2 separate regions of the Homo sapiens genome follow, and region 2 is linked to region 1. A link is a loop called in an ENCODE intact Hi-C map of the cell type or tissue named here. Cell type or tissue: Calu3. All regions are shown on one strand.

What was found. Hi-C counts contacts between places; a loop is a spot of excess contacts. Peaks named below come from ENCODE experiments on the same cell type or tissue, not always from the same donor. Only the 100,000 strongest peaks of a DNase experiment are listed, where the experiment ranks them.
Region 2: it touches region 1 in a loop (4-fold over the local background); 1 of 110 quality-filtered maps calls a loop at or near these places.

Annotation. Positions count from the first base shown.
Region 1 is chr14:91,753,702-91,756,201 of GRCh38, reverse strand. No RefSeq gene overlaps it. Among named protein-coding and RNA genes, the nearest start is that of CATSPERB, 23 kb to the right of the region's middle. In Calu3, no CTCF peak of the experiment used is centred here; DNase peaks (open chromatin) are centred at 471 and 1,181.
Region 2 is chr14:91,829,662-91,832,161 of GRCh38, reverse strand. All of the region lies in intron 1 of TC2N (tandem C2 domains, nuclear), which reads left to right. Among named protein-coding and RNA genes, the nearest start is that of TC2N, 37 kb to the left of the region's middle. RefSeq lists a silencer at 2,410-2,500. In Calu3, no CTCF peak of the experiment used is centred here; a DNase peak (open chromatin) is centred at 1,201.

The sequences.
Region 1 (2,500 bases):
CTGACTCCTGATGAATAAGACTTCAGTGAAGTGCAGAAAACAGGCCTCTGCTAGGTCTATCCATGACAGGCAAGTTACCCAAATGAAAACCTTGGGCTCTGTCTCAGCTGTCACCCTAACTTTCAAGTGACAGCAGCTAGCCTTTCAAAGTTCTAAGCACCTTTGAAGAGTTTCTGATAACACATTTAAAAGTATTATCACAGATGAAAGAGAATTCATTATGTCAGACCTACCTCAAAAGTTTTAAGTTTGTTCTTAAGTCCTTTCAGAGAAATTAACAATCCAGGAATAAATCTTTTAATTTACCCTACCTATTGTGGTTACTAGTACAAGGCACCTTTCTGATAATGAAACAGAAATCCTTTCATTCCTGGAATTTCCTGTTGGGAGTGTAGAGTTTTCTGAGCAATATGTAACGTTGGTTAGTTACGCAATATGTTGGATTTTACTGCCAGCTTTGTTTAAAAAGGGTGTGAGAGGCTTTGACCAACAGGAATGTGAAGTCAAAGTTAAGTATGGCATCATCTTACCACCTGTCACATGAATAAACCCGGATTCATAAGCAAATATGTTATACATTTAAGTGTTTTTATTAACTCAGATAAGCTAACTATAAAATAGTTTTATCTTTACCTGTATATAATTTGGAGAAACTATCTTTTTCCCTCCAGGAAAATGTTAGTGGAGAAAAATTGGTCCCCAAAGTTGCATACAAAAGTTATTAAACATGTGAGGGAGGTTGTCTTCAGTGATTGCAGGGGAGATGGATGGATCTGGAGATATGCTCATAATATATTTAAATCCCAGTACATGGGTGAGAGTCAAGTCTTCAGCACTATGGCAAACCTGCTAAGATTCAGGCCCCTGCTCTCTCCTCTGTCTCTAGCTACTTGGATAGGTGCTTAGTTCTCCCACATAACATTTCAAGATCTGTTTAGAATAACCCCTCCCAATCTTATGCAGAAAAGCATCCATATGCTGTTTTTAAGGATATAGAGACTATGTTGTAGTCTCCTTCAATAATACATTACCTATTTTTAATAACTTTAAGCCTCAGAAATTTCTTAGGTTAATATCTAATCTAATTTTCTCTGTAAGGCAGTTCTCAACCTTAGCACTATTGACATTCTGGGCTGGATAATCCTTTGCTGGTGGGGAGCAGGGGGGACTTGCCTGTGCATTATGAGATAGATGTTTGGCAGCATGCCTGGGCTCTACTCACTAGATGCCAGTAGCACCCTGCTCCCGGTTATGATTGCCAAAAATGTCTCCAAACATTGTCACATGTTCCATAGGGGTCAAAATTGCCCCTGTTTGAGAACCACTGCTCTAAGACAGCATAGAATGTTAGATAACTGTCCAGTTTTTATTTTCTCTTTTCCACTTGGCTGTGATTTACTTGAGATCTCACTTAAGAGGTGAGACTGGAACCTGGGTTTCCTAACTTCACTGTTAGTTTTTTTCCTAACACACCATGCTTTCTTGGTTTAAGATGCTCTGATACCCTACTTATGGGCTTGTCCAGCTATGAGTTCTGTTACAGTATAGCTAACCATTTAGTAACCTACTCCACATTATGCACATAAAATCTGTAGTTCTCCTTAATATCCACTTGTACATATTGTTTTGGCTTGTTTCTCCCAGAAGCAATCCTGAAATGGGAATTTGTGTAAAAGCGGCTTATTAGGAGGTGTTCTCAGGAAAAATTGGTAGAGGAGTGGGGAAGTGGCCAGGGAAGAGAAGGAAACAAAACAATGGTACAATGTCAGGCAAACTTCCAAGCAAGTAATTTTAGCTCAGTCCCCCTGGAGAGCCCTGGAGACAGTGTAGATCATATCTCAGAACTGTTCCAATCAGGTACAAGAGAAAAAAACTACAGTGTGCATACTTCCCTGCCCATCAGTCATTGTTTGAGGTGGAGTTTCTTAGCCTTGATACTATTGACATTTTGGGGGTAATTCTTTGGTTTTTTTTGTTTTTGTTTTTGTTTTTGTTTTTGTTTTTTGTCTTGGGAGTCTGTCCTGCGCATTGTAGGCTGTCTGGCTACAATCTCTGGCTTCTATGTGTTAGATGCCAGTAGCCTCCCAGCCACCTTTCCCGGCCCGGTTATGACAACCAAAAGTATCTCTAGACACTTTGACTCCTGGAGCTCAAAGTCACGTCCTCATTCAGAACCACTGGTTTAAGTGTCCCTGGGGAGATGTAAATTTCCAGGAAATTTACTCAGGCAAAATGGTCTTTGGCAGCTTAAGAGCAGCCCTCTGACTGACACTGGCATTGGCTGTGGGGGTGAAAGCACACCAGGAGCCATGTGCGTGAAAAGGTTAATGAATTCCAGTAGCTATGGTTGGAGTGCTGATATCATGTGCTACCTGTATATTGACTTATTAAATTTCTCCTTTTCAGCCATGTGAGCATATTTGATATAAAGGCACAGTTTTCTTTGAAGGGCTTTTGGTGGACTGAGTCAACCCAGTGTGCCACATGTTATAGTCAGTGC
Region 2 (2,500 bases), 76 kb before region 1:
CTGCCTCAGTCTCCCAAAGTGCTGGGATTAACAGGCATGAGCCATTGCACTCGGTCTAAAAATGGATTTCTGTAATAGAAGCTCTTTATATATTCTGGATGTGAATCCCTTGTCAGTTATGCACGTGGCACATTTCTTTTTCTCCAAGTGAGCAGCCTGTCTTTTACTTTCTTTATAGTGTCTTTTGATTAACACGTTTTATATATAGTTGAATATAGTTGACTCTGTCAACTTTTTGTTTTATGGTTTGTGCTTTTGGCATCTTGTTTAACAAATCTTTACCTTCCCTGAGATTATAAAAATATAGTCTGATATTTTCTACTAAAAGCAGGGGGGTATATGGGAAATCTCTGTACCTTCTCAATTTTACTGTGATTCTAAAACTACTCTAAAAAAGAAAATCTATTTAAAAAGTTGCCTTTCATATTTGTGTCCTTAATCCATGTAGAACTGATTTTTGTATGGTGTGAAGTGGGGGTCCAGTTTCTTTTTTTCCCATATGGCTAATCAGTTTTTCCCAGCATTATAGAACTGAATATTCTGTTTTTCATTTCAGTGATCTACAAGTATCATAGATCAAGTTTCCATACATGTGTGGTCGTTTCCAAGCTACTCTTTCTAAAACAGATCTGTTTATGTATCTTACCACAGTCTTATTTACTTTAGCTGTTTAAAGAACCTTGATACTTGAGAGAACAAGTTATCCACCCATGCTTCTTTTAAATTAGACTGCTCCTCAAATTAATGTTTAATTTTTTTCTTTTTAAAAAGTAATAAAATGTGTTATTTAATTCTTAAATATCTACTGTAATCACCTGAAGTCATAAATAATACTGAAGCTACTCTAATGTAGACTATATCAGGCTGCAAATCCTTTCCTAACTTACTAGAATTAATTTTAACTTGAAAAATAAATATAGGATTTGCATTTTGGGAACAGTGTAAGTTGTGAGGTATTGGACAACCTTAGCTGAGAACAGCTAAGAATGCTGTATTTAAAAAAACAATTCAAAAGATAGGAATTAACATGCCAAAATCTAAGAGAAAGCTAAACGTATGAGAGACTAAAGGAGCCTTTAAGTCTTACTTGCCTTGAGAGCATTTGCTAAACAGGGGAAACTTGATGCATTTGAATAGGCACTTGGTATATTTGCATGTCACCAAGGATAGTTGGAAGTCAGCCCAGGGCTCATTCAATGTAGGCTAAGAGGCTAATTCTGGGACCACAAAGGGCTGTGATGTCACGAGAAGGGCGAAAAACTCACTCTACCTCCTTGAAGGGAGTGCAAGGAAAGTTGTCTTGATGCCAGGTAAAACAAGAAAGGAAAAAAATCCTGTCCTTGGGAAGTTGTGACCACCAAACAGACCATGGGGAGAAGTTTTATATTACCTTGGTGGTCAAAAATATTTCAAGATGTAAATTTAAAAAATCATTTCTTTTTTGAGATACTAACATACCATAAAATTCACCCCTTTAAAATGTACAATTCAGTGGGGTTTTTTTTTGTATATTCATTTAGCTGTGCAACTATCACTATATAATTCTAGAACACTCTTGTCACCCTCCTAAAAAAACCTTGTACCCATTAGCAGCCATTCCCCATTTGCCTCTTCCTTCTCAGTCACTGGCAACCACTAATCTGTTTTCCATTTCTGTGGATTTGCCTATTCTGGCCATTTCATGTAAATGGAATCACACAATATGTGGTCTTTTATGTCTCACTTCTTTCTTAGCATAATGTTTTCAAGATTTATCTGTGTTGTAGTGTGAATCAGTACTTCATTTGTTTTTATGGTTGAATAGTATTCCATCATATGGCTGTATACCACATTTTGTTTTCTCATTCATCAATTGATGGACATTTGGATTTGTTTCTACTTTTTGGCCATCATGAATACTGCTGCTGTGAACATCTGTGTAAAATGTTTTTGTGTGGAAATATGTTTTCTATGCTCATAGGTATATTTACTTAGGATTAGAATTCCTGGGTCATATGGTAGCTCTGTGTGAAGTGTTTGAGGAATTGCCAAAGTGTTTTCCAAAACAGCTGCACCATTTTACATTCTCATAAGCAATTTATGAGGGTTCCAGTTTCTCTACAGCCACACCAACACTTATTTTTTGTCTGTCTTTTTGATTAGTGTGTGTGAAGTGGTATCTCATTATGGTTTTGATTTGCATTTTCCTAATGATCAGTGGCATTGAGCGCTTCTTAATGTGTTTATTGGCCATTTGTCTGTCTTCTTTGCAGGAATGTCTAATTCTTTTGTCCATTTTAGAATTGGGTTATTTGTCAACGCATGAATTGAAAATGGTCTGGTAAACAAATGCAGATATTCTCTGGAGTATACTTTCATTTTTAGCTTAAAAAGTTCTACCAGTACAGTTTCATGGTCAATGAATAATTCATTGTCAAAGATAACCAGCTGTACAAGGAAGTAGGACATCCTGAGCAAGAATTGGCAGAATGATAGAACCTCGAAATAAACCTACAAAAGC